Linked DNA regions of Homo sapiens: all the other regions are linked to region 1. A link is an interaction called in ENCODE POLR2A ChIA-PET data of the cell type or tissue named here. Cell type or tissue: MCF 10A. All regions are shown on one strand. Each heading gives the region's core, and the rest is flanking DNA. Links, peaks and the distances in the headings are about the cores only. Region 1 overlaps GRHL3-AS1 (GRHL3 antisense RNA 1). Region 2 holds the start of LINC02800 (long intergenic non-protein coding RNA 2800). Region 3 overlaps STPG1 (sperm tail PG-rich repeat containing 1). Region 4 holds the start of STPG1 (sperm tail PG-rich repeat containing 1).

Region 1 (4,772 bases), core at 304-4,303:
TTGAGGTTTGGGTGTCGAGATTTTGCTGACAGGTAGGTTCCCAGCAGCGCTGGCGCTGATTGGCTACAGGTACAGGTGCCGGCGACTGGAGGTATACCTCAACAGGTGCAGCTGTTAACTCTTAGCCCGCCGAGGAGGGCGGAGCTATGGGGGACTGGCTGGGTGGAGCTGGCCAATTCCTTCCTTGGTGAGGGGGTGGGGGGTGGAGATGAGGGAGGAGGGATGGAGAAGAAAATGTTGGAAAGAAGCAAGATAACTAGAGGAAAAGTACAGGGACAAACAGATAACTTGGCTTAAAGGAAAACTTGATTCCTGTTTCTAGTCATTGTCCCAGATACCCAGAAACATCCCCACCCCCAAATTTCTTTGCCCCCTCCTTCTGTACCACTGGGGAATTCTCAAAGGAGAGAGCAACTTTTCCCAGGTAGATCTTTGTATAAGTTCCCTTTTTTTCAGTTTCCCCTTTAAGGTAATATTTTTGAATAATCTTTTGCAGTTACTCAAGTGACTTCTTTTGGTTCTTAAAGTAACCTACCGTGGTAGATTTATTATCGCTTCCCCCTTCCTCTTCAACACATATTTTACAGATGAGGGAGGAAATGGAGGCCAGAGAGGCAAAGTGCCTTGCCCAAGGGCACAGCTAGCGAGGTCCCAGCCCAGATCCAATCTGCAGTCATCTCACTCCAAGTCTGGCTGCCCCTTGGGCTGAAGTCAGTGGCCTCAATTCAGTAGACATTCATTGAGCACCCGTTGTGTGCCAGACCCTACTCTGGGTTCTGGAGAAACTGAGGCCAGAAAAAACAGGGGTTACTGTTCTAAAGGAGTTTACAATCTGGGGGGTGTGTGTTGGTGGCAGGGGGTGGGGGAGTAAAGGAGAACAGGCTTTTATTGGGTGTGAAGGGGGTGTGGGCAAGCCACATACCTCTGGTCAGCACAGAAGGGATAGAAAAGTTGAAGGCTCCTCTGAAGCCTCAGCCAGCTGGTCATTTCACAGGCTCCAAGTGCTTCGTTCTGTATTGGGAACTTGGGAGAAATTCAATGCCTGTCAGATGAAGTAATTGTGGAGTAATTGCTGTGAGCTGTCTACTATAAAGAACAAGCTTGGTAAACCCCAGAATATCCACAAACACAAACAGGAGAATGTAAGAGCTTTTTAAAGAGCTTCTTCCAGGATTAGTTTGAAATTAAATCTAAGCCAGAGATCTTGGCATCTTTTTTTCCCTCTCTCTCTTTCTATTCTCCCCTCCCCCACCCTTCCCCTTTTGGCAAATTATCTCTTTGCTGTGTCTTCCTGGAAACCTCAACTTGGCCCACTCCTCTCTCTCTTCTCTGGGAACGGCAAGTGAGGTTTCAGCTACCCCTGCCAATTTATGGAGGTTTTTCAGGGTAAAGTCAGAATTCAAAGGAGCCCTCTTGGGGTGGGGTCAGGGCTCTGGAGAGGGGGTACTGGGTTTGAGAACTCTCAGAGATTGGTTTCTCCCTGGAGGCTGTGTTGGGGGAAGCCCAGGGGACCCTAATAAATAATAGTAAATAATTGCTAATAAAGCCACCTCCTCAGAGCAGCCCTCTTCAGTCACCCTTGTTAATAAAGTAGACATTCAATCACTCTGGATCACACTACTTTTTGTTCTCTGCAGAGCCCTTATGACTTATGATACAATGTAATATGACCTATGATATTTTTCTAATCGTTTATTGTCTTTCTCCCCTTCCTCTGGAATGTAAATTCCATAAGAGCAAAGACTTTGTGTCGCTCACTGTGGAATCTCCAGTGTCTGGCACCTAGTAGGTGCTTCATATACCACAGGCACCGGGCATTGTGCGCCTTTGCATACATTGTGTCGCCTAATCCTTACAGCAACCCTGGGAGATAGACATTTTTGATACCCCCATTTTATAGATGAGGAAACTGAGGTACAGAATACTGAAGTAAACTACTCAAGCTGCAGAGCTAGGCAGTGGTAGAGCTAGAGCTGGGATTTAATCCGAGAGCAGAGCCTGGGTGCCCAACCACTTCACAGAGCTTATTGGTGGCTGAAGGGCTATTTGGTGCCAACTGTAACTGCAAAGCTTATTGCAGTCCAAAGGATGGCACACTCCTCTGTATGTACCTGTCTGCCCACCTCATGGAAGGCTGTGGAGTTTCTGTCAACCGTGTTGCAACCCACAGGTGAAGGGCTGTGGGGTGACTCATGCTGACTGGGCTCAGGGGAGGCTGGGATTCCAGGTGGCGTGTCTGTGCTCGCTGGGGTTTTAAAAATGGGTCCTCTCCCTCTGCCTCTAGGTTTTGCCTCTTTCATCACCCGCACCCATCTTCAGAGATCAGCAGAGACCCAAATCACAGGGCAGAGGGTTTCTACGTCTCCACACACAGGAAGGCTACAGAAGTGTCCCGGATGGGATAGAAGGACCGGTGGTCTGGGCTAGGTAGGCAGGAACGCCATGAGCCAGTTTGCAAGGTCACCAGGCCCCTCAGTAGGAATTATACCTCCCAGGCAGGAGGTACAAGTGCTTTCTAGGCCTTCATCCCAACAACCCAGAGATGCCAGGCCTTTAAAGAGACACTCCCCGTGCTTTGCTGCTGCCCCCTTCCTGCTCCTGTGGGGCTGAGCAAGGCTGGCACCTACTTCCCCTTCATGGATCAGCACAGCTCTTGGTTCCTCTGCAGAGGAGATTTAAAACAGAACAGCTATTCCAAAAAAAAAAAAAAAAAACAAAGTTTAAAAAAACATAAACAGAGACCAGCCAATTACTTGTAACATAATAATTATATCCACAATAATGACAGTAAATAATGAGGGCTGCTGTTTAGTTAGCGTTTGTATTTTGCAAGCACTGTGCTAAGACTTACCTATGTGTTAGGATAGTATTGTTCTGAGACTCACAGGCCTCCTTTCAAATCTCAGCCCAACTAGCTACATGATGTCGGGCAAGTGGCTACAGCTCTTTGAGCCTCAGTTTCCTCACCTGTAAAGTGTATATAAAAATTGTATTCCTCCCTTATGGGGTTATTGTGAGGATTAAAAGATAATGCGTGTGAAGTGCATTATCTGTACCTGGCATCTAGCACTCAATACTTGTTAGAAAAGCCTTTTTTTCCCCCCTTAATTCTCATTTAAATCTAATGAGGAAGATATTAACCTTATTTCACAAGTGAAGAAACAGACTCGGAGGTTAAATGATTTGTTGGAAGTCAAAAGTTAGCTGGGTGCGGTGGCTCATGCCAATAATACCAGCACTTTGGGAGGCCAAGGCAGGCAGATCACTTGAGATCAGGAGTTCGAGACCAGCCTGGCCAACACGGTGAAACCCCGTCTCTACTAAAAAAACAAAAATTAGCTGGGCATGGTGGCATACACCTGTAATCCCAACTACTTGGGAGGCTGAGGCAGGAGGATTGCTTGAACCTGGGAGGCGGAGGTTGCAGTGAACCAAGATCGCGCCACTGCACTCAGCCTGTGCAAACAGATAATGTCAACAACAACAACAACAAAACAAAAGCTAATAAGTTAAAGAATTGAGATTTGAACCCACATCTTTCTGATTCCATTCTTGCAGGACTGGACTAAGTTAGGGAGTGCCCTGCGCTCAAGTTCTGCCTGACCTCTGGCTACTTATTGTGTGACTGAGTAAATTCTCTCCTCTCAGAGTCTCAATTTCCCTCTATAAGAACAGATTAGTGAATCACTATAAGGGGGGAGTTCCCTATTAAAATCATCTTGATTTGCTTTTCTAGATTACTGATGTTCTTTCTCCAGACGTTCTGATCTGCCCTCTTGGAGGACTGCACAGTCCTTCATCCCTCCCCTCCTTTCCACGATCATGCCTGTGCAGAAGCCACTGTTCCCAAAGAGTATGACACTTCTCCTTGGCATGTTGGGGAGGAGTAAAAGTTAGGGCCACTGTAAGTGAGCACTGAGAGCCAGGGCTCCTCTGTGTGTCTGTGAAAGTTGTGTACTGAACAATGACGGCACCATTTACCAGACGGGACATGCGCTGCTGAACATGAGGACCTTGCTGACAGCCGTCCTTTTCTAACACTTGAATGCTTTCTAATTATCCAGAACTCTTAATGCAAATCTGTTGACCTATATTCAAATATTGAAAGAATATATACCCACATGTCAACAGTGCTTCTCTGTGGGCACTGAAATACCAGGATTTCAATCTTTTCTCCGTCTTCCCCCAAACGGGCTACATTGAACTTGCACTGCTTTTGTAATTAGAAATTCTATACAAAGCCCCAGTTTAAATGTCATTAAACCAAAATAATTTCCCATTGACAAATGGCCATTGTGTCCCTATCCTTCCTGGGACAAGGGCAGGGATGAAGAGAGTGAAGACTGAGTCCTTGCCCAGTGATCCCCTGGGAGGCACAGGAATGGAGACGGGGGGGCTGTCTGGCTTGCAGGGGGGCTGTCTGGCTTGCAGGCTCTCAGCAGCGAGCTCAGCTATCTGATCTCATTTTGATTTTGCAATTAAAATTACTATCATTTATTGAGCACTTAACGCCATAATGCTAGCTGTAGATGCTCTATCCCATTCCTACCTGTAAAATGGGGTCACATGGTTGGCCAAGTTACTAAAGAACGTCAGCTTTGAGGGTGACTGCCTGAGGCCTTGGACAAGCAACTTCACTTCCTTCTGCCTCAGTTTGTCCTCAGTGAAATGATTGCTATGAGGATTAGATAACAGTGTCCATAGTATGTGTCAGGCACTGTTCTAGTGCTTGATTTTATATATATATAAATATATAAATATATAAATATATA
Region 2 (4,772 bases), core at 307-4,306, 120 kb after region 1:
ATATTGTTCAACAAAAAAGGCAGGTTATAAAACAATATGTACAGTATGAGCTCATTTTGTATAAGTGAAAAAAAAAAAAAAAGGCATGTGGTCTGCGAGCACCTCCCAAGCAGCTCACAGTGATCATTTCTAGGTGCGTGAGTGGGTGGGGGTCGGGGCGGCGGGGGGGCGCGTTACAGGTACGTCTTTGGTTTTTGTTTGTTGCAGCCAAAGTTTCTAGTTCTAATTATTCTACAGCTAATGTGTATTGTTTTTATGTAAAGGAAAAACAGAGGTATTTTTAATCACCATAAATAAGAACGACTATCCACCTCAGCTGACTCATGCGATGTCCCCAGGCCAACACGTGGGCTGAACCCAGGCCGCCTTCCACCGAAAACCACCAGGTGTGCCATTGTGGTTTGGGGCACCGGCACACCAAGCAGCGGCCTGCTTTGCATTTTCTTTTTCTTGTTTGTTCACAGTGACAGCTGATGACCCACTGGTGGCATTCCGTGTAACAAACACATGCCAAAGATTGCAGATTTCGTAGGCAGGAGGGAGGGAAGGAGGGAGGGAGGGAGGCAAAGGCACGCTGGAGTTTATCAAGCAATAAGTCCTGGCATCTTCCTTATGCAAAACCCAGGCTGGGAGTGGACAGTGATAAGGGCTAGGGACAGATATTCTGTAGGCTGTGGATGCCACGCCAAGAGGAAGAATGAAGGGAGGGGTACATGGAAGGAGATGGTGGCTGAGGCAGGAGGGCACGGGGAAGAAAGGGAGGTGGTTCAGAGGCTGCTCCCCCACCTGCTGGGCCCTTTCCAGGGCCTTCCCAGAAGTTCACCTGATGCTAAGCAGCAGGGGTGTGTGGGCAGCAGGGGTGTGTGGGCAGCAGGGGTGTGTGGGCAGCAGGGATGTGTGGGCAGCAGGGGTGTGTGGGAGGTGGGGATGTATGCCCTGGCGGGGGATGGGGGAATCAGGAAAGAGATTCTATTTGGCCAAGAGAGGGATATTGAGGCTATAGAGGGCTGGAGAATCATGTTCAACGGTGAGTGTGGGGAAAGATGGATCCAAGATGGACCCTTTTAAAAAGACACGTGCTTTAGGGAGCCTGTGGTTTCATGGGTCTCCACAAGCATCCAGAAATCTGTCCTCTGACAGCACCCTGGCTGCCCATCCCCTATCACAGGGTAGGTAGAACTGTCTATCTGTTATGATCCACAGCAGCCATCCCCCAGCCGAGCCCCATCTCAGCCTCCTGAGGCTCAGCCCCCATCTCCCCGTCTCGAGGCCCAGCCCGTGTCTCAGCCTCCCGAGGCTCAGCACGGTCTCCCTCCATCTTAGTCAAGCCCTGTGCCCAGCACAGGGCCGAAAGACAGAAGATGCCCACTGAGCCCCCAGTGAACACCTGAGTCTGAAAGATGAGTGTGGTCTGAGTGGCGAGTGACTCACCTGTGCCTGAGGCTTAGGAGACCCACCTCCCAGGTTCCCTTTAGCTCGCTGTGATCTGAGCTTGGGAGCATCGTGGAACAGGTCCCTGCCTTTTATTCCATCTGCACAGCAGGGTTAGTCCTGCCCGGCTCCATCTCTGAAGAGGAGGAATCAAAAAAAGGGATTTTACAGAGTTGAGGGGGAAGAGAGAGGGCGCAGGAAACCTATTCCAAGCTGGCATGTCCTGCACGTGCCTGCTGGCTTTGGGGAAGTTGGCGGCCGCTAGGGGCCTGGACAAGAAGGAAAGGTTGGCCAGGGCCTGGGTTGCCAGATTCAGCAGCTTGGCTGGAGGCTATAAGCAGGAGGAGGCCAGGAACTGGATCTGAGAAGAGAGGACCAGTCCCAGGAAGAAAGCTGAGACACTGCTGTCTGGGAGGAGCCAAGAGCTTGGTTTATTGTACCAGGAAGAAAAGTCTAGGCCTCTGCCAGGGCAATCATCAGAGAACACTGCTCCAGGGAAAACTGCCTCCCACTTCCTGGACCTCTGTGGGCAATAGAGAAGTACATGTCAGCAGTGCCTCCTGCTGGACAGCCCCAACATTACACTATTTGTCCAATGTCAGAAACAGAATGTAAGACGGATGTATCTGGAATGTTCAAGCTGGAGTAACACCATCCAACAACTATTACTGCTGCTGCTGCCACTTTTATTGATGGTTGACTGTGTCCCAGGCACTGTGCTAAATAATTTTATTGGATGATCTCAATGTTCACAACAGCCCTATGAAATAGGAACTATTACTAATCCAATTTTTCAGATGAAGAAACTGAGAAACAGTTTTTTTCTGAGGTTTCAAGTTAGCTGGTAGCAAGATTAGCTGTGCAGCCCAGGCCTCTCTAGCCCAAAAGCCCATGGTTTTTTGTTGTTGTTGTTGTTTTTTGAGACGGAGTCTCACTCTGTCGCCCAGGCTGGAGTGCAGTGGCGCGATCTCGGCTCACTGCAAGCTCCACCTCCAGGGTTCACGCCATTCTCCTGCCTCAGCCTCCCAAGTAGCTGGGACTACAGGCACCCGCCACCACGCCCGGCTAATTTTTTGTATTTTTAGTAGAGACAGGGTTTCACCATGTTAGCCAGGATGGTCTTAATCTTCTGACCTTGTGATCTGCCTGCCTCAGCCTCCCAAAATGCTGGGATTACAGGCGTGAGCCACGGCGCCCGGCCCAAGCCCATGGTTTTAACCGCATTCTTGGGTATCTCAACCAGTTCAGGATGATGGAGAGTTTTCGTTTTTGTATCATCTCCACTTGGTTGGTAGAGGCTGCCTAGAGCTCTGGGTTGAGAGGATTCCTGAGTGCTGTGATGAATTTGTGATATCTGCCAGCGGCACTGGAAGGGATGTGGCCGCATGCGTGTGAGTTATGTTTTCATCTCTGATCTAGTCCAATCTATTGTATACTGTGATCCTTATAGGACCCTGAGAAAAGGAATCAAGGCTAAATCTTTTTTTTGAGACTGGGTCTTGCCCTGTTGCCCAGGGTGGACTGCAGTAGTGTGATCACAGCTCACTGCAGCCTCAACCTCCCAGGCACAAGTGATCCTCCTACCTCAACCTCCCAAGTAGCTGGGACCACAGATGTGTGCCTCCACACCTCACTAACTTGTTTTGTTTTTTGTAGAGATGGGGTCTCCCTATGTTGCCCAGGCTGGTCTCAAACTCCTGGGTGATCCTCCCACCTCAGTCTCCTAAAGTGTTAGGATTACAGGCGTGAGCCACCGAGCCCAGCCTAAGGCTCAGTTTTCTGACCTCTGTCTTTACTCAATCACTCGGTGACCTAAAAGGCATCTCAAATGTAGCATGTCTAAATATGGAACTCTTGATTTGCACCTCCAAACCATCCCTCCACCATCTTCCCCACTAAGTAAAAGGCACCGCTAGTCTTTGTTGGCTCAAGACAAAAAGCCTTAGTATCACCCTTGACCTCCTTTTTCTCTCACCCCTGACATCAAATCTTTCAATACATCTCACTGGTTCTCCCCTTGAAATATATCCAGAATCCAGCCACGTCTCACCACCTTCACAGCTGCCACCACCATTGTCTTCCCTGGACTAATGTAGTAACCAATCTTGCTCCACGTGTCCTTACCCCCTGTATTAGTCTGTTTTCATGCTGCTAATAAAGACCAGAGACTGGGTAATTTACAAAGAAAAAGAGGTTTAGTAGACTCACAGTTCCAAGTGGCTGGGGAGGCCTCACAATCATGGCAGAAGGCAAAAGGCACGTCTTACGTAGCAGCAGACAAGAGGGAATGAATGAGAGCTAAGCAAAAGGGGAAACCCCTTATAAAATCATCAGATCTTATAAGACTTATTCACTACCATGGGAACCGTATGGGGGAAACTGCTCCCATGATTCAACTGTCTCCCACCAGGTCCCTCCCACAACACGTGGGAATTATGGGAGCTACAATTCAAGATGAGATTTGGGTGGCGACACAGCCAAACATATCACCCACTACACCTTAGTCTCAACTCAGCAGACATCCTTAGGCCTTCTCGGTTTTTCTTTCTTTTTTTTTTTTTAATTATACTTCAAGTTTTAGGGTACATGTGCACAACGTGCAGGTTAGTTACATATGTATACATGTGCCATGTTGGTGTGCTGCACCCATTAACTCGTCATTTAACATTAGGTATATCTCCTAATGCTATCCCTCCCCCCTCCCACTTCTCGGTTTTTCAAAGCACTTTGGCATAAGTTACACACACACACACGCGCGCACACACACACACACACACACAGAGTAAAGCGAGGCAGGAAATTGTCACTCCCATTTGACACATGAGAAAAACTGAGGCTTGGAAAGGTGATGCAAAGACATCAAAGACACAGCGGGGGAGTTGCCCCAGCTCTTACTGTGACGCCATACACTGCCATTTCCCTTCTGGACATGACCCTCTGTCTCCCACAGCCTCCTATGGGTACATCCGAGAGTCTCCCAAGAGGCTGCAGAACGTCAGGTAAGGAGAATGTCAAGGAAGCCAGGAGAGTTGGTCTTCTCTCTGCCTTGGAGGGCCCCAGTCTAAGAAAAAAAAAACGTTATCTCTTTGGTCTAATCCGCGGTCTCGCAGTCTGGACCACTTTCCTTTGGTATGTGGTGCCCCCTGGTGCTCACTCTTAGGAAATGCAGCTGGTTATCTAAGCTTTAGGGGAGAGGGGTGAGCTTTCATGGTGGAGGTGATGCCTGGGGGCTCTTCTGACCACCCTCTCAGAGGAGCTCCCTCCCAGCACAACTGTTCCATGCCTTAGAGACCAGCGTGTGCGTCCAGGTTGATGAGGGCCACACTGCTCCTTTAAAAATT
Region 3 (4,772 bases), core at 384-4,383, 67 kb before region 1:
CCCACTTTATGTGTATTGACCCCTTCAATCCTCACACTTAGAGGCAGCAAAGGAGACAGTGGGTAGGGCTTCCCTAGAGCACTAGTAAATGCGAGTTCTCTTCCCTTCTCCCTCCCCATACATGTTTTTGTTTTGTTTGTTTATTTGGTTTTTGCCAAGAAACCAAGGAGTGGCTAAGTTCACACCAGTCACAACTTGGATTCTCGTTCTCTGGGATTTGCTCTGAGAGGCTAAATTCATCCAAGTCACAGAATGTCAGTCGCAGGAACTGTTTTTGCACAGGCGAAAGGCCTCTCTGAGGGTGGCATCCGCCCACCTCTAGAAGTCACAGGAGAACGCTTGACATTTCCCTCCCAGAGACCTACTTGGGCGTTGCACGAAGGCGGTGGTGTGCTGGTCAACCACCATTTACCCTCCTCGAAGAAAAGTGCTGAGATGTAGCATCTGCCCGTTTTTGTGACATAAATACTGCCACCGTGGCCAACTTCAAGCCACCAGCAGCAACATTTTGGAATTTTTAACAGTTGTCCTCACAAGCTGCCGCTGGCCAGCTCCAGCTGCCGCTGCCTGGAGGACTCTCTTTTTGCTCACTAAGAACAAACAGGCAGCACTCCATTCCTCCAGGCTAAGTGGTAACAGCCTTCTTGCCATTTGCCTTGGACTCAAGCCAGTATGCAAAGTGGCAGAATTAAAGTGTGTTAAAGCCCAGGAAAGTTGTGAGCTTCAGCAAATGAAAACACGAGATGTCCAGTTAAATTAGAATTTCAGATAAATGGCAACTCTGTTAGTACAAGTATGTCCCAAATATTGCATGGGATATACTAAAATCATCATCTGCAGTTTATCTGAAATTCTAATTTAACTGGGCAGGTAGGATGGAGCCGGCATTTAGGTCTTGCATTTTGTCTGGAACCCCTAGCTCCTCAGACACATATGAGTGCTCAGAAAATTCTTGCAAACTGATGGTCAGGTTCAGAGTGTGGTGATAACCGGGAGCTAGAGGTGTGTGTCTTCACTATCTACTATTTAAACCTAGAAGAGTCACAGTGACACTTCCTGTGTCAGCTTTCCTAGATTCAGGGACTCTGGAAGCTCAAAAGCACCCAAGGCCCAACACCTTGGACTTACAAATAAGGAAGCCCAGAGAGGTGACTTGCTCAAGATCACTTAGCGTGTGGCAGCACTGAGACTACAATTTCTGATTCATAACCCGGTGGGGATTTTTTTAATCCTATGTAATCTCATTTGAGAATTAGTTTGGTTTCGTGGTTAAGAGCAGACTCTGTGGTCAGAATGCCTCGGTTCTGGCTCTGACATTTACTAGTTATGTGGGCCTTATCTCTTTTGGCCCCAACTTCTTTAAAATGGAGATTAAGTGAGCTAATAGTACATGTAAAGTCCTCAGAACAGTGCATGGCACAAAATGAGCACTCGAGAAATTGATGCTTGCCCTGAAAACAGTTGCCTAGAAAAATCTCTTCCTTGTCTCCCCATAGCCCTTCGCATCTGCATCCACAACACGAGGGTTCTCCTGGGCTCTCGGCCTGGGGTGCTGGAGTACCTGGCTCCACAGTGCCTCCTGCTGCCTGCCTCACTCTCCATGGCAGTCAGTTCCTCTTCCGTCCACCGGGGATCATTCTCACCTAAAGCAGGAATCAGCACCCCTGTCGTCACCTCCCATGGGGCAAGGGTGAAAGGACTCACTGCATTTAAAAGTCAGCACAGAAGAACCCGTTAACAGCACTTTGACCCTATCCCTTATATGAAACCATAATTACACACTGCCCAGCCAGACTGGAAAGTCCTGGAAGGCACTGATGGTACCTTGGGCTTTCTACCCTAAGGAAGGCAGTAGGGATGGTGGAGACAGGACAGGCCTGAGTGGCAGAGATTGGAGACAGCAAGCTCTGGAGTCGGGCTGTCTCGGTTCAGCTCTGGGGTTTGCCACTTACTAGCTGTGTCTCTGGGCCTCACTTTCCTTAAAGTAGCCCTGATCATACCTCACTGTAAAAGGCTTGTTGTGAGGAGTAAACAAGACAGCACACACCGTGCGCTTGGCACTGAAGTCAGGTACTGCCACTTACAGCAGCGGGACCTTGGGCAAATTCATCTCCACGTGCCTTAGTGTCTCCATTTATCAACGGGGGACAGTAATCCCTTCATCACTGGCTGATGGTGAAAATGAGACCAACTTTGAAAAGCTTCTGACACCAAGCAGGTACCCAGGAACCTCTTGCCACAGTGGAGCATCCTTAGCATTTCACACCACTCAGCCAACTTCTGTCAACATTTACTTCCCCCTGGTAACTAGCATGGGAAATGCAATGAAAGCCCGATGAGCTCCCGCAGCAGAAATGAACTTGGAAGTGACCTCTCACTTATTCCTCTCTCACATGCCTGCATCATTCAGCACTTGAGCCTCAAGAGCTTGCCTCTTTTTGTCTGAGAGTTAGAAATGGCCTGGTTTGGGTTGAAGGTTGTTTTTGTTTCATTTTGCTTTATAAACAGAAACACTCCCTGGTTTCTCTTCTGAAAGGCTGAGGAGGAAGCTGAGTCAGGTGGGGTGGGGTGAACATGAAATCGCTCACCCTTCCCTTGCCGTGGGTCTGGCTTACCCAATCACTGCACACTGACTTGCACATCAGCCGCATTCAGTGTCCCACTTTAGGCCCATTTCTCTAATGACTTGAAAAAACAACTGTGTTCTTTTGGAATGCGGCAGGGCATAGTGGAAAGAGCAAGGGCTTTGGGAGTCTAGCCTGGCTTGGAATTCCAGCCCCACCACTTGGTAACTGAGACGAAGATCGGGCAAGTCAGGAAATGGTGGAGCTAGGCTGTCACCCACCAAGTGGTGGTAGCGCCTGTGCTGTGGGATTACAGTAAGGCTTAGTGTTAATGGATGTAAAGCCTGTGGAAAAGCACAATGGAATTGAAGTATCTCGATGACACCACCTTCTCTTCCCTTTCAGAATGATATCCCAGGACCTGGGTTCTACAATGTTATTCACCAGTCACCGGTGTCCAACAGTGTCTCATTGTCCAAGAAAGGAACTTGCATGTTTCCCTCAATGGTGAGAACCACTTCTCTTGAGTAAAGCATTAACTGGTCAGTAATTTCCTTCATTCATTGCATAATTATATATTGGACATCTGGTCCTTTCTCTCCAAAGGCCTATGGTTCTAATTAGGAGAGTAACTGCCTCCTCAAATTTCATGCAAGTAAATTGGACCCTGTGTCTCTAAGTAACTTTTTCCCATCTCTACCCACTGCCAGGGTGGGAAGAGAAGCCAGAGGAATCTTGAGAACTTGATCCTTCCAAACCAATTTTGTTATCACTGAGTGCACTAAGCAAGTATTTTCCTGAGATGTTTAGGCATGCCAGGAAATAGTTACTCTTACACATCTTGGTGTAATATGATTTTTACAATGCTTAATCTAATTGGTTGTCAAACTATTGAGAAATCTGATAGGACTAAAAAGAAAGCCGGCAGTGGGCCTGAAAAGTACTGGCCCCACCCCTTTCCTTCTCTTCGTAAGATATGGGACTTAATTTTTGTTGAGGGCTGTAACAATCAAGTAGCTATATGAATTGCCAATGACCCTGACCAGAGTTGGGCAAAGATAGGCTTCTTAAAAATGTTTATACATTGTCAAGAAAAATAGATACAGCAAAATAGATAAATGGTCAAGAAAAACAGATACAGCAAGGGGAAAGATACAAACTAGGGTAAGGCTACCTGAGGAAGAAAAGTGAAAAGTGGACAGGCACGGTGGCTCATGCCTATAATGCCAGCATTTCGGAAGGCCAATGCGGGAAGATCACTTAAGCCCAGGAGTTCAAGACCAGCTCGGGCAACATAGTGAGACCCCATCTCTACAAAATAATTTAAAAATTAGCCAGGAGTGGTGATGTGTGTCGATAGTCCCAGCTACTCGGGAGGCTGAGGTGGGAGGATCACTTGAGCCCAGGAGGTTGAGGCTGCAGTGAACTATGATTTCACCATCACACTCCAGCCTGGGTGACAGAGGCAGACTCTGTCCAAAAAAAAAAAAAGTGAAAAGAAAGCAAGCCCAGACTCTAACATTAAATTAACAAACATATGCCATCTTGTCCCTTTAAAAGTTATAATAATTTCTTGCACAGATGTATTATGATGCCTGACATTGGAATTGATTTTTTTTTTTAACCACACAAAGGGACCATTTAAGACACACTAAATGTAGCTACATCTTATTGGAATTCGAATTTGGCAGAATCGGATACTCAAGGAACAGACCAGCTTTGGAGTTAACTCCCCATTACCGAAGAAGCTGAGTTTGTACATGGCCTCAGTAGGTCCACAGAACAGCCATGCCTCTACCTATTTTTCTGCCACCAGCTCTGCTAGGAAAGAAGCTCAAAAGAAGTGCCGTCTCATGAAGTCCTGGTGTAGAAGACAAGACTTCAGACCTGATCCTGCCTCAGCTGTGGATTCTTGACGTGACCTCAAGCACGTCACCCTTCTGTGTCCCAGTTGCCTCATGAAAGTGGAGACTCCCTGGAGGCACTGGGCAAATTAACGTTGCAATGAGTGAAATGCTCTTTGAAACAGCAAAGCATTATAAACATGCTAAATATTATGATTGTTACCACCTGAGTCACAAACAATACTTCCTGCAACACCTAGGTTTTCTCTCCGAGAACTTCTTTGCTAAATAATGGCACTGCCCATTCCTTCTTGGTGCCAACAAAGAGACTGAATCAGAGGACACGATTGGTTGTCTACAAGGC
Region 4 (4,000 bases), core at 1-4,000, 98 kb before region 1:
GCGCAAACTCCAGTGAGGTGTTTGCGGAATACCCTGTTCAGTTGCTCCCAGCTGAGATCTAGCCCAGAGCCTGACAGTGACTTCTATACATACCAACCAACTGACTAAATGAGATCTAGCCCAGAGCCTGACAGTGACTTGTATACATACCAACCGACTGACTAAATGCAGGCTGGTTAAGCACTGGGTGCACTGTGGCCCCTTCGCAGTCAAGAATGCCTTTCTAAGGCCTAATCAACCACAACTCCAGAGCTTCAACAAGCAGATATACTCAGCCCCACCCACAGGAGGTCAGAGAAAGCCAACAGACCTTAGCGACATGTCAATCAAGGGAGTGGTGGGAACCCAGGCCTCCTAACATCCTTCAGAGTAGTTTGCCCAAGTGCTTTTCTGGTTTTGCTTTTGTTTGTGGTGGTTGGCATTGCTGTGGTTTAATTTTTCTTTTAAAAAGCAGCTTCCCTCTCTGCCTCAGGAACTCGCAGGCCTCTGAAGCATCGCCTGCAAAGATTGAAGGCTCTCCCTCAGCTGGGTGGGAGTCCGGACTGAAAGCCTGGAGGAACCCTTTGCAAGCTGTACTCCCTTATAAGACACATACTTTTCACCTGGTGACTCTCTTTTCCTGATTTCGAAGCATTTCTTCAGGACCTACATATGCCCGAGAGGCAAGCAGTCACCTCTGCGTTGTCAACCACCCCACAATTAGAGCACGTGGTCACTGACCCAAGGAAGGAATGAGAATTCACTAGGTGCTCTGCTTCCATTCCCACCCCGTTTATCTCGATGACGGATTTCACCAATCCCACAGAGCACGTTTTACAAATGAGACAGCCGTGGCTCATAGCGTCTGTATTCGAATTTGCCTCTTTCTGAACAAATCAATAAAACACGCTCTTTCCCACCACCCGACGATCTGGCTTCTGGAGGTGAGCGCCAGTTCCCTGCCAAGCTTCCCGTTCCTCGGCTTTGGCTCACGAGAAGGTTACATTCTTCCGTCCCGTCCCACTGAGCTGGAAACTTACAACTCGAGGAGACAGCACCTCTGTTCCAGAAGCGGGCTTAGACCAAGAACGCCTCCCCTCATCCCACCTGCTAACTCCACCATCTGCTGCCGCCAGGAAGCCCGAGCCGCTCGGCACGAAGAGGAGAAATTCTGGCAAAGTTAACTCCATGTCACTTCCTGGTTTGGTAGAGCCTGGCATCACCTTTAGTAAGGTAGCCCATGCCCCCGCTCCTCTTGGCCTCGATGCAAAACTGGAAAGAACATTCCAAGGCAACGGGACCCAGGTTGGCGAGGCTGGTGACAGTAAGAAGGAAGGGTATGTACACTAGGGGACGTTAGGTGACTTCGCTTTTTCCAGAAAAAAACGAAGGTTAAATTCAATTCCCCTTCCTCCCGGTGTTAATCACTACTCACCGGCGGCGTCTCCTCTAAGGCCCACCTATCAAAACCTTCTGAGAAATGACTCGGACTCTTCGTGCAACCCGGAGGCACAGCCTCCTTCATCCCTTCCCAATTCAGAGCTGCCAAGATGCTGCAGTGTTTTGCTTTCAAAGGTCGCGATTTGATTTGCCAGACTGCCTGCCAGTCAGAAGTTGGCAGGCATTTCGCGCAGGCAAGTGGCTGCGAGGACGGGGAGTAGGCGGGACAGCCCCTGGCAATTGGCTGCGCTGCAAAGCTTGCTTGAAGCATAAGGGAGCGACCTGGGGCTAGAGCTTGGCGCTCACCTGGAGCGGGGACCCCCTAGCGGCCACAGGAAGAATGGTGCGGCGACTCCCCTGCCCCCTCTCCCGCTGTCCCAGAGAGCTTAGGTGGTTGCTCGCCTCCACCTGCCCGGCAGGTGGGCCTGGTTTTAGCAGCCTGCCAGGTGTCCTCCCTTCTTATCCTCATAGCCACCTTCCGGGCTTTGCTCCTGCTGTTCCCCTACCCGACGCTCTCACCAAGTATTCAAATCCAAAACGTCCTTGAAGACCCAGCGCTCCCCAGAGCCCTCGCGAGACTTGGGACCAAACATATCTCTCCTTTCCTGCCCTCCTGGAACACCTGTCGGATACCAAGCCTCCCAGCAATACTGAAGGTCCTGAAACGAGCCCAGCGCTTGGTTAATGTTTCTATAATGTACATAATTATCACGGCCATGATAATTAACATGCGCATGGAGTTTTACAGATGACAAGCTTCTCATCGCTCACACGTTGTCATATACACGCATTTGCTTTCAGATCGTCACAGCCATGAGTGAGACTTGAAGCCCGTTTTACGTATGAAGAAATGTCATTTGGGCCTAGACATCAACAATGAGAAAGAGGCAGTTCTAGTCTCAGATCGTGGGGCAGAGAAAGCTCCTTGGGAACATGGGAGAGGAACGAGTTGGTGCATTGTAGAAACTGCCCGAAGGCCAGCAGGGCTGGTGAGAGATTTTTCTGGGGGCGTGGTTGGGCCTGCGATCTGAGGGACGGGCCAGGGACAGTTTATAAATAACATATTTGGGGGCCGGCGCGGTGGCTCACACCTGTAATCTCAGGACTTTGGGAGGCCAGGAGGATCACTTAAGCCCAGGAGTTTGAGACCAGCCTGGACAATATAGTGGGACCCCATCTCTACAAAAAAATTTAAAAATTAGCCGGGCGTGGTGGCGAGCGCCCGTGGTCCCAGCTACTCAGGAGGCTGAGGCGGGAGGATCGCTTGAACTCGGGAGGCGGAGGTTGCAGCGAGTCGAGATCGCGCCACTGCACTCCAGCTGGGCGACAGAGCAAGACCCTGTCAAAAAAAAAAAAAAAAAAAAAAAAGCTTGGATTTCACCCTAAATTTAAAGGCGAGCCATTGGAGGACTTTAAGCAGGGGAGTGACAAGGTCGCTGAGACCGCCCTGCCCTGAAGCGTGTGAAGAGGGGCTCCTGGAATACTAAGTGGCTGCCCTTGTATAGTCGCCCATGTCAATTTTTTTTTTTTTCTTCTGTTAGAAACAGGGCTTGGGGCCGGGCGTGGTGGCTCACGCCTGTAATCCCAACACTTTGGGAGGCCGAGGCGGGTGGATCACCTGAGGTCAGGAGTTCGAGACCAGCCTGGCCAACGTGGTGAAACCCTGTCTCTACTAAAAATACAAAAAGAATAGCCTGGCGTGGTGGCGAGCGCCGGTAATCCCAGCTACTCAGGAGGCTGAAGCAGGAGCATCGCTTGAACCTGGAGGGCGGAGGTTGCAGTGAGCCAAGATTGCGCCACTGCACTACAGCCTGCTCGACAAAGCGAGACTCTGTCTCAAAAAAAAAAGAAACAGGGCTTGGATGAATGTTAATTCTTTTAGGTATATTCCTTGAAGCAGGATTTTTGAGTGAGCAAAATTCTGAGGCTTTTGGTTTATCACAAGATTTTTGAAGCATGGCCTAGATAAACCTCTTATTAGTTCCCCACCCCGCTACAGGCCCTGATGTAATTAACCTAAGCCCTAAAATTCGGCCGGCTTCTCTGCGGACTTTGAAACGCCTCTAATGATTGGTCAACAACTTTTCACGTTAAAGAAACAGAGGATGCCATTGGCTGGAGTTACCTCGCGGACGGCGGAAGGTGGACTCGCGAATGTTAGGCCTGTGGGTGCCATAGCGACCGGGAGGTTGGGCTGGCCAGATTCAGCTGCCGGGACCGGACCAGGTAGGAAGCAGTTCCGGCGGGGGGACCGGTCCCTGAGGTCGTGGGGAAGAGGACACGGCGCACCATGTCCTCCGCATGGGACGCCCGCGGAGACCCCCCGGCCTCCGGGTGCTTGCGGAATTCCAGGGCTGAGCTAGGTGGAGCCCCGAGGGCGGGAAGAAGCCACCATGGGAGTTGCCCCTGCGTCGGGGCGTGTCCTCGGTGTTTCCACCCGAAAAGTGGTGACAACTGGGGCTTGCCTGCTCCACCGAGCTCCTGCCAGGGGCGTGGGCGTCCGACCCTTCTGGCTCAGGCTCCGCGAGTGCGCAAAAGTTGGGAGGCTTCAGTGCCTGGCAGTGGGTGGACGCCAAAGACC

Evidence for each region. ChIA-PET counts read pairs that join two places held together with the same protein. Peaks named below come from ENCODE experiments on the same cell type or tissue, not always from the same donor. Only the 100,000 strongest peaks of a DNase experiment are listed, where the experiment ranks them.
Region 2: POLR2A ChIA-PET joins it to region 1 with 13 read pairs; 6 of 35 experiments call an interaction of 5 or more read pairs at or near these places.
Region 3: POLR2A ChIA-PET joins it to region 1 with 11 read pairs; 6 of 35 experiments call an interaction of 5 or more read pairs at or near these places.
Region 4: POLR2A ChIA-PET joins it to region 1 with 19 read pairs; 2 of 35 experiments call an interaction of 5 or more read pairs at or near these places.

What each region holds. Positions count from the first base shown.
Region 1 is chr1:24,314,672-24,319,443 of GRCh38, reverse strand. All of the region lies in intron 1 of GRHL3-AS1 (GRHL3 antisense RNA 1), which reads left to right. GRHL3 (grainyhead like transcription factor 3) reads right to left here and starts at 87. Exons shown (of 16, transcript NM_198173.3): 1 at 1-87. In MCF 10A, for the core only: no CTCF peak of the experiment used is centred there; DNase peaks (open chromatin) are centred at 993, 1,293 and 2,173.
Region 2 is chr1:24,199,259-24,204,030 of GRCh38, reverse strand. It overlaps LINC02800 (long intergenic non-protein coding RNA 2800), which reads right to left and starts at 3,791. Exons shown (of 3, transcript NR_027087.2): 1 at 3,640-3,791; 2 at 1,432-1,567. RefSeq lists an enhancer at 4,360-4,469. In MCF 10A, for the core only: a CTCF peak has its summit at 1,991 (motif pointing left); DNase peaks (open chromatin) are centred at 360 and 1,860.
Region 3 is chr1:24,382,201-24,386,972 of GRCh38, reverse strand. It overlaps STPG1 (sperm tail PG-rich repeat containing 1), which reads left to right. Exons shown (of 9, transcript NM_001199013.2): 4 at 2,970-3,071. Among named protein-coding and RNA genes, the nearest start is that of STPG1, 29 kb to the left of the region's middle. RefSeq lists an enhancer at 2,404-2,453. In MCF 10A, for the core only: a CTCF peak has its summit at 1,593 (motif pointing left); DNase peaks (open chromatin) are centred at 1,622 and 2,572.
Region 4 is chr1:24,413,319-24,417,318 of GRCh38, reverse strand. It overlaps STPG1 (sperm tail PG-rich repeat containing 1), which reads left to right and starts at 3,537. Exons shown (of 9, transcript NM_001199013.2): 1 at 3,537-3,645. It overlaps NIPAL3 (NIPA like domain containing 3), which reads right to left and starts at 1,517. Exons shown (of 12, transcript NM_020448.5): 1 at 1,415-1,517. RefSeq lists an enhancer at 3,922-4,000. In MCF 10A, for the core only: a CTCF peak has its summit at 1,737 (motif pointing left); DNase peaks (open chromatin) are centred at 168, 1,618 and 3,508.